Linked DNA regions of Homo sapiens: all the other regions are linked to region 4. A link is a loop called in an ENCODE intact Hi-C map of the cell type or tissue named here. Cell type or tissue: Calu3. All regions are shown on one strand.

Region 1 (2,500 bases), 570 kb after region 4:
TTTATTAAATAAATAGCTATATAATTATACAGTATTCCTTCTGAGTAATGAAAAAGTTCTTAAAATTCAAAAAACATACACCGTAAATGAAACTAATAGATTTTAATGCATTAATTACTTGAAATGTAAATTTTCCTCAGAAGGTACAAACATAAAACTCCAAAAATAGTTAGATAATCCACATATTGGCAGAAGATGTTCATAAACAACATAGCTAGCAAAGGATTAAGAATGAGACTACATAAAGAACTCCCACAAAACAACAAGAAAACACAGATCAAGATTATGGTGATGTAGCATTTTAAATTCATCAAAGTGACAAATTTTTAAACTCCAGCCATACCACGTGATTAGGTGATGTGAAGCAATGAGAACTTAAACACTGCTGGTGATATGTAAACTGATACACTACTTTAGAATACTGTATTGTATTGGAATACGATACTTTGGAAAAGAATTTGCATTATCTTGTAAAGTTCAACATTTTCACCTTATAAGTCAGCAATTCTACTTCTAGGAATATATGCAGAAAATTCTTGAACAAGCACAAAATGTATACGAAAATGCTAATTAATTGGTAAATAAATAGTCATGTCATGCAATACATTACAATTGAGAAAATGAACAAAACTATATGGGTCAATGTGGATGAATCTCAAACAGTAATAAGCACAAACAGTAATTAACAAAAAAATGCATTCAGTATGCCACATTTACCTTAAGTGCAAACATAAAAAATAAAACTCTTTATTGTTTAGAGTTATATACACGTAGTAAAGGTATAGAAAAGACAAAAGACAACACCAAATAAAAGCTAGTGGTGTTGGGGGTCAGGCGAAGAAGAGGAGACAAAGCAATTATAGAGGAGTAACCCAATTTCATAAACAGTGATCCTTTTTGTATGCTTAGAGTATTTCAAAAAAGAATTTAAGCTATATATAAATAACTAAACTTACTTTGGCTTAATTTAAAAAAAAAAAAAAAAAAAAACTACATTCTTCCAAACCCAGTTTTTAGCTACCTGTAAGATTAGCACAGGGCAGACATCACCCAGAGCTTTTCTGTTTACTCATCCACCTTACGTTGCTAAAACAACTGTTCATCTTTGAATATAGTGCGCCACCTTGTGTTCAAAAGCTTTTAACTCATATAAAATTCTGAGACCCATGTTTGTAAACAGGGCTTCCTCGAAAAAAAATATTAGGTTGGTGCAAAAATAATTGCAGTTTTTGCCGCAACTACTTTTTCAGCACCCTAGTATAAATTCCTTTATGCTGTGGCAATAGATTTACCATTATAAAGATAAGTACATGTAAAAACAACATTAGAAAAAATTATTTTGATTCTAAAGAAATTACAAATGCTTTATTTCTATTGATAATCTTTTTGAGCTTTCATTTTGCTGTACTTTCAGAAGATAACTTGCCTTTTTTCCTTGATTTTAAGTATCGAAATTTTTTAAATGACTAAAATTCAAAAATTATAGATATTTAAAATGCTACAATACGCTTTCATAAAGAAACTTACCTTTGAATGAGTGATTGATAAAGTGTCTACCCATACACGCCAGCCACCCCACTCATATTTGACTGCATGGTAAAGCAGGATTCTGAATATGGCGTATACCATTTCTGTTATCTTTTGCTCATCTGAATTCTTAGGATTAAAATAGCAGAGAGAAAGCATCCATTCTTGCCACACAGAGCATTGTAGCAAGCTCCTGAAAATTATGAGAGGGTACTAAATTACTGAAGAAAAAAAAATTATCTAAAATAAATCTAAAGGTTTAAAACAAAATAACCCTGCCCCTCCCTTTCCCCCCGAAAAAGAAACACATTTAGTTATACATTAAGAACAATTCGACAATGTGGTACTAAAAATTCTAACTTAACTATGTGGTACATTATTTACATACTCTTAATAAAAAAAATAGAAAAATCATTTCACAGTATTTTTAAAGCAATTTTTCTTAGATAAAATGGGCTTATACAAAAGTACATTTGAATACTGCAAATAAATGCTTTCTGATTCAGCTTACCTCCTGTTTTCTCTACTGTTATTAAAAAGTTTAATCATGTCAGAAAGAAAGGCTCTGCGAACCTCCATGCTCTCTGGGCACTGGGGAGAATTTCGAAGTAGGGTCGCAATTACTTTTAGTATCTCTGTAAGACAGTTTATAAATAAGTAAAAACCAAACTCAACAAAAAACTCATGATAGAAGGTCATCCATCTATTGCAATTTCTTTAGTTTCCCTAACACAAATGTCTACCAAAAACATCCTCTTCTGTTATTAAAAAAAATCACCTCTGGAAAGAAATGACAATACATTCATTAGAAAGCATTTATAAATATGAAAGGAAATTTCTTTCATGATTCAAATGTGCAAAAATAAAGCTGAACTTTAAAAGGTTAAAATAAAACAAGTTAAATTATAAATGAATTAAATGTCAGTGAAACTGCTTACTCTCTCTGAGATATACCAAATAGTAAAGTTGATCT
Region 2 (2,500 bases), 290 kb after region 4:
ATCTCTTCTTTATCCACCCTCCCTCCTTCCTTCCTTCACATTACCCTCGTCCACATGTTCACACATACACTCACTCCTCCGCCCTTTTGTCCTTTATACAAATATCCAGGAGCAAGGCGGTGTGGAAACTAAGTGGAAGCTCAAACACTACCTCCTCTGCATGTTTAAACTAAAGGGCTAAGGCACCCCGGGGGCAAACATAACAGAAAGCCTGGGATGAGAGGCATGTGGGCAAGGGGCCTCATGCGGCCTGAACTGGAGCAGCTTGTGGAGAGCAGCAGTACCAGACTCAGGCACTATGACAAGGCAGCAACTGCAGGCAGATGGAGGAAAAGAGAACACATCTAGGGAGGGAAGAAGCAGCCCTGCAGAGCACCTACACTCAACAATGGGATCCGAAAGGAGAGCAAAGACGCAAATGAAAGTGGAAAACCCTGAAATTCAAAACTCTGATTCAAAACCCACATCCTTCCAGGGCTCCTCCTGTTGTTTTGAGCAGCTTTCTCCTTACGACAAGCAGGAAGGCAGATGCTAACTTCTAAATTGTGATTTGTAAAACTTCATATGTGTATCTTTTCCTAATCTTTTTTTGAATGGTGTCATATAAGGGAAAGTTAAGAATCTTCACCTGACCCTCCTGGCTTCCAGCTAGATAAATCCCAGAGGTAAAGCACCTGATCTACCCAGGCTGCGGCTTTTGATATGGAAATCGGATGGCTAGGGTTTTTTTTTTTTTTTTTTTTTTTTTTGCTCCACTGCAGCTTCTGCCTAGGCATAAGGCCCAAACCCCAGAAAGAATAAAGCAGTCAATTTGCAGTAACACGACTAATATATATATATCTATATAATTTATTCTACATAGTTAACCTGCACATGTGTTACCTGATTTGGCAGATCAAAGGTTCTTAGGGTTTGATAAGTACGTTTACGGATGATGTTAAAGGTAAAAGGTTTTTTTTTTCTCATATTTATTGCGAATTCACCATGTATACCATTTATATACAATACTTATAGTGCTACTGAAACATAGGAGTTTTCTATTTAATAAGAAGTCATGGGAAGAAGCTTTCTATATTTACCTTTAAATACACTCTATGGGTAAATAAAATCTTTCATACTCACAGGCTGCATTGTAAGCTACACACATATGATGGTCTGGACATATGTTTGAAAAGATTACTTTAGTGTATCTAATTAAAGTGGCTTTATTTATTTTTTATTTAATTTTTTTGAGACAGGATCCTGCTCTGTCACCCAGGCTGGAGTGCAAAGGCACAATAACAGCTTACTGCAGCCTCTAGGCTCAAGCAATCCTCCCAGCTCAGCCTCCCAAGTGGCTGGGACCACAGGTGCTTGCCACCATGCCCAGCTAATTTTTTAATTTAACTTTTTGTAGAGATGAGGTCTTCCCATGTTGCCCAGGCTGATCTCTAACTACTGGGCTCAAGCAATCCTACCACCTCAGCCTCTCAAAGTTGCTGGGATTACAGGCGTAAGTCATCTCACCTGGCCTATTTTTTTTTTAAAGGCTAAAAAGAAATATACTTACAATTAACCAATAATTTTTAGAAAAACAGAACTATGTTCTAAAATCACTTATATTTCAAGTATTTATAGTTCCTTACTCTAAAATCAGAAACACTGCCCTGAGGCTAAACAAGATCTTTTGCAGTTTGCTATCAACATTATTAAAAATATATTGGCCACTGAGAAATGCAAATGAAGCACCATCTTCTAAATGTTTTTATAAAGTAAATTATAATAAATTATTATTTTCCAGTTAGATTTTAGTACAGAATAAGTATACCACATTCTTTTTATTTCTTGGATTTATAATTCCTTCTTCAAAGCAGAAATAATAATAAGGCTAATATTACATATCATTTTGCATAAGTCAGGGAGTAGTGTTAAAAATACTTTACATAGTTAATTCATTTAATTCTCATAAACCTTCTGCTTAGTTCTAATTTTAAGATAAGAAAGCAGGCTCAAAGAGGTTACATAAATTGACCAAGTTAACATGCGTTTGACAATTAGAGTCAGGATTTAAAAACAGGCAGCACGGTGCCAGAAGCTGGGCTCTTAACCACGATGCCATATTAGCTCTTAGATGTAAGAAACAGAAAGAAAACAAAACAACCACTGTTCAAATATGAATGTGTATATAATTAATTTGTTTACTAATTCTTGTTTTTCATAGTGCATTTTAAAAGGTTAAATGAGAATAATAATCAAGAACAAAAAATATTCATTTCCAAATCTAAAATTGATGAACATGCCAAACACATCAGAAACAACTAAACACCCTGCTCATTACTTCCTCTGATTATTGCCATACATGTCCTAAAGTACACCAAGCTTATGTGAAAGGAAAAAAGAAGAAACCTCTTTAATCTGCAAACATTTACAAAAAAATGAGAGTCCCCAGTGGCAATATGTAATGGTTTAAAATAGCTCAAAAAATAAATTCACATTCATTTATAAATGACCACGAGAAATA
Region 3 (2,500 bases), 270 kb after region 4:
AGAGCACTTGCCCGGGCACTGTGGCTCACGCCTGTAATCCCAGACCTTTGGAAGGCTGAGGCAGGAGGACTGCTTGAGTCCAGGATTTCAAGACCAGTCTAGTCAACATAGTGAGACCCCGTCTCTACAATAAATAAATAAACAATAATATTAAATTTAAAAAACAAACAAAAAAAATAAATCAGAGAGAGCTCTCTGTGTGGCATCCAATGATAGATGTAAGAAAGCTAGCCTGGAAAGACAAAGACTTCAGATTGGGGGCCAATGTGAAACAAAGTTGAATAGGTAGGACTTTAAGGATTTTAAAGCACTATGGCATGATGACAGTGTTTTATTCTATTCCTCTAAGTAAAAACCTGCCAAGGGAACTAGAATAAAGCATGTATTTAATGAAATCATTTAATTATTAAACCACTGACAATTTTCCCTTCTTTTATTCCCTCCTTCTTTCTATAAATATTTATTGAATCTCCACTGTCTAGCAGGCAGCACGTAAGTGGTGGTAATAAGGAAACATTAAGATGAGGACTATACCTGGTTTGAAGAGAAAAACTTTAGTGTAAATAATCCCAAAGAAAACTAACCAAGATTATTTTATCAGCACTGCACCTGCACTTCATTTTCTTTTAAGTAGGTAGACTGTTTTCTTATTACAACTTAAAGATTTTAGAGTTTCAAGATTATATCAAATTAACACATTTATTACATTTTAGATATATATTCATATCAAAAGCATTCTAAAACTCCATCCTCAAAGCTCTACTCACTTAAACTAGTATTCTGGAACTGCACATGAGCATTCGGTTTTAAAATGCCTTACAATTTTGTCAGATGCCAGAAAACAACAATGAAAAATTAACCCTGGTTGAAAAAAGGGATAACTTATAAGTAGATTTGGTTCAGAAGACTATAAAACTATAACTAACTTTTACCAGGCAATCCAAGATTTATAAAAGCATGTAACCTTGAGCAAGAGACCCAACCTTCCCATGCCTCAGTTTCTTCATCAGCAAAATGGTGACAATACCTACCTCAAGGGCTTGCTGTAAAAATGTAAGAGTTAATACAGGTAAAACACTTAAAACATTGTTTGCCACACAGTAAATGTTTCATATGTGCTATTATCATTGTAGATGCATCTTTCCAACATCTGCTTGGAGAAAAAAATACCGTGACAAAAGAAAATGGCTCTAAAGAGCCTTCAGATGTAACACAATAGAAGGACAAACAGGTAGTCGCAGAATTGTGTTAGATTAGTGACCTAAGTGTGTTTAAGGAACAAGAGGTAAAGCAGAGGTCACAATGTGTGTTTAACTTTAAATAAATATATGAAACAAGGAAAATTATATTCTAGATTTTAAAAATGTAAATAACTTTCTATTGCTTTACATTGTCCAAACAAAAGCTGTGTTAATAATAAAGAGTATACTTCTGAATCTGGAGTCCCATCAATGATTTGTTCAGCTTGCGTAAGTCACAACTGATTGGACACAGTCCCTGTGGGCTTGCCATTTCATCCAGACTGGACGGTTCATTAGTCATAACTACTATAACTGTACAGCAGAGACTGCAGTTTTATCTCATCGTACATCTTTGATCAAGCTGCCTCAATTCTGCTTCATCAGCATATGAAGTTACATTATTGGAGCTTTTTATTTTCCAGTCGGTAATTAACAGAGATTATGCTTTTTATCAAAACATGTATTTGGTCTTCACATTTAATAGTGAGGGCCCAGATCTGACCACCATTTGACCTCTGAAATTTCTACCACCTAAATACCATGAATCATAAACTGAAATCCAGAATACCACAGAGAAAATTAAACAAAGAAAAGAACTGACCTGTGTTAAAAAGCATAAGATGATTGCACTTATCTAAATTGAGACTAACCATATTTGCTGCAGCTTCTCATTAAACATTAAATCGCACACCAGAAGAAAACATCATACATATTTATTGTTTTGCACTGTCACTTTCAAAAGACTCATACCACAATTAGTGTTTCTCTCAAACTATAAGCTACATAAAGAAATTTCCCATGAAGCCTGAAGACAAAGTAATGTAAAAGATGGTTCAAGAAGGTTAAAGAACAGATGGATAATAGATTTCACTGAACACTAAAGCATAATACACTTACTTCAGAAAAGAAAATGTTGCCAAAACTTAGTTCAAATATAAAATACTGAATGAAATTGATGTGTCGGGAATTTTTTTTTCCTTCCAAGTTCTTTTGGAGAACAATAGGGGGCTAAAAGGCCTGTCTCACTATTTTTGCATCTCACTATTTTCGTGTGTAAAGTGTCCCCACTGTAGGCTGCATGAACAATCATAATCGACAGTTACATGCAGGCACTGAGGCTGCAAAAATCCCAGAGTAATTAGTGTTGTCTGAATGCAATGACATCTGTGTTCTCATGGTTCTCGAGACATGTCAGGCCAATAAGATGTATATGAAAAAATATGACAAGCATTGCAAATGCCCTTCTGAAAGGTCTTACA
Region 4 (2,500 bases):
CTCTTACGAAATGAGCGTTTTTGGAAGGTAGTAAAGTCAGTCTACTATGTTGTTCCAGGAAGCTTTAATTAAGTGTATCCTTGGTAGTTCTACCAATAATGTTATGGACCACCCCCCCGCGCCCACCCCCACCGCCGGCACAGAGTTCTGCAATATTTTAAAAGCAGAAGAATCCTACGTTTAGTTGACTAGAAGGAATTTTTACTTTCTTAGACTAATGCCAACTATTGTTTGAAATTAAATTTCCCATATGAGCATAAAGTGTCAAGACAACTTTCTTTGGCATGGCACTATTAAAAAGGTCTACATATGAAGATACTCAATCTGAGGGTATAAATCATCAATTCTTCTGTTCTCATATTTATATGGCTATAACCTATGGGCTGAATGGTACAGTCATTTTTCTCTGCAACCAAACAAGGTAAATAAATGTGATATATTGGCATATCACCCCACCACTCTGCATATGGTGCACATTAAGGTTGTATTCATTTGCCATATGAATATAATTCCTTTTTACCACATCTACTATTAGTTACAAGCAGTAAATACAGAGTTGTTTTGCTGGAACTTGAGGGCCTGCATTGCATCATGGAGCACTAAACATCCTGGACCTTCTGGAGAATTTCATAGACATACTTTTAATGTCACCTGAACTTGAACACTGCCAACATACCATTTGAAAACGCTTCTTGATAAATGCTTCAAGGAAAAAATAAAAATACAGGGTAGCTGTAGTGTGACAGTACATTCCAAATGCAGGCCCAGAAGGGAAGGTCTTGATGAGACACACACAAGAACTCTTGTTCCTGACAAAGGATCAGATCAAGAGTCATATCCAGGTATAAAATGGTTTCTTGTTTCAAGCATTACTTTCTTATTCAGAATCTAGTGAACATAAGGAACCTAAACATAAAATACCATCCAAATAACTTCCTCAACGGTAACTTATTGAAGAGCTGTGATCAAGAAGCTAACAAGTTTATTTCATCACCAACTGTGGTGCTTTGTTTCATTAGGCAAATATTGTGCTTGCTTTTTCCTTACACAAAATATTTATCGTACAGTTGCAAATCCAGGTTAGGGTAGGGTAAAAGGAGGAGTAAAGTGATTTCTTTTTAAGAACTCATATGGTTCAACACAAATGTACATACCTTGACATTTGTGACCCTTAAATAATATATCACAGGCAATTAAAAACAAAGTACACCTGTCTTAACCAAGTACCAATTTTCATGTTTCCCAACATTAAGTCCCCAAATGCATCCAGCAGATGGTGCTCTAGGACACCTACTTACAGAGAGTAATATTGTTTATATTACATCCACCTAAATTTTGGCAAGACAAAGAATAAGAATTTATCAGTAGCTTCAGTAAAACATACTAGGCTTCACAATAAAAAGGACATAATTCCTAAATATGTGTACAAAAATATGCATACACATAAGCACATGTGCACAGAGGCAGCCAGTAAATAATTCACACCTGGACATGTTATGATACTACTTTTCTTACAGACTTGATGAGTAGTCTATGTGTATCAGTAGTATTTATAGTCACATGGCAAGATCATTCTAAATTCATTAAAAAAAATTTAGAATGCCTTAAAGTTAGAATTCATTTTTAATTATAGCAGGAATGTCTCATTAGGGTGATACTAGTAAAATTAACAACAGTAGGATTTACGGTAATGACTTAAGTGATTGATGAGCGTATAACAAAATGAAGTTTTAGACAGAGAAAAAGCAGGGCAGCTATGGCATACAGTACTTTAAAAAACAGCTCTGTGGTCTGTTAGTGCTAGCCTTATGGTTAATAAAACCTTCTTTCTAATTAACGGTGCTGAAATATTCTTAAAGAACAGAATCTTGTTGTTATGAAGAAAAGTTAGGTTTTTTTCTCAGTAGACGCCAATCCCATAAAGGAGAAAGCTGACATAGATTAGCATGTCTGATTGCAATGAGGAAAAGAAAAAAAATGCCACCTTTCAATCAAATCAAAACCAGAATGCGAGAATGGAAAATGTATTACTGAAATACTACACACACAAATCTGTGCAACACCCTCACAGTTAGCAACCATTTGCTTCTGAAGCTGATCGAATGTGGCTTTAAAAGATATTATTCAGATATCTAAAAATACCTAATAAACATTTAATTTTTTAAATCCATGTTTATGAATATAAAAGTGAATAAATAATAACTGTTTTGTATATATTCATCTTGCTTATCTAAATAAGATCATGTCAAAGTTTAAAGTATTTATTTATCAATGGAATGCACTGGGGAACATTTTCTCCAAAATTTAAAAATGTACAGTCTGGAGAGCATTATTCTGAAGGTGAAATAACTATCTCAGGAAAAGCACTTTGGTGACAAGGCTCAGTCCTAAAACACAGAGTACTAGGACAAGGAGAGAGAGATGCCATGCTTTCATGTACAAAACATCTCTCAGTGAAATATTCTTGGTTAATTTCATTTTTTAAATCCCTAATTAAATG

Evidence for each region. Hi-C counts contacts between places; a loop is a spot of excess contacts. Peaks named below come from ENCODE experiments on the same cell type or tissue, not always from the same donor. Only the 100,000 strongest peaks of a DNase experiment are listed, where the experiment ranks them.
Region 1: it touches region 4 in a loop (7-fold over the local background); 86 of 110 quality-filtered maps call a loop at or near these places.
Region 2: it touches region 4 in a loop (5-fold over the local background); 23 of 110 quality-filtered maps call a loop at or near these places.
Region 3: a loop joins it to region 4, with 2.5 times the contacts of the local background. A loop is called at or near these places in 12 of 110 quality-filtered maps.

What each region holds. Positions count from the first base shown.
Region 1 is chr4:150,866,144-150,868,643 of GRCh38, forward strand. LRBA (LPS responsive beige-like anchor protein) reads right to left here. Exons shown (of 57, transcript NM_001364905.1): 21 at 2,039-2,162; 22 at 1,528-1,720. Among named protein-coding and RNA genes, the nearest start is that of LRBA, 150 kb to the right of the region's middle. In Calu3, no CTCF peak of the experiment used is centred here; a DNase peak (open chromatin) is centred at 1,098.
Region 2 is chr4:150,591,422-150,593,921 of GRCh38, forward strand. The region is part of intron 38 of LRBA (LPS responsive beige-like anchor protein); the gene reads right to left. Among named protein-coding and RNA genes, the nearest start is that of MAB21L2, 11 kb to the left of the region's middle. In Calu3, no CTCF peak of the experiment used is centred here; no DNase peak of the experiment used is centred here.
Region 3 is chr4:150,568,015-150,570,514 of GRCh38, forward strand. All of the region lies in intron 40 of LRBA (LPS responsive beige-like anchor protein), which reads right to left. Among named protein-coding and RNA genes, the nearest start is that of LRBA-AS1, 9.8 kb to the right of the region's middle. In Calu3, no CTCF peak of the experiment used is centred here; a DNase peak (open chromatin) is centred at 1,487.
Region 4 is chr4:150,296,788-150,299,287 of GRCh38, forward strand. The region is part of intron 53 of LRBA (LPS responsive beige-like anchor protein); the gene reads right to left. Among named protein-coding and RNA genes, the nearest start is that of DCLK2, 220 kb to the left of the region's middle. In Calu3, no CTCF peak of the experiment used is centred here; a DNase peak (open chromatin) is centred at 1,274.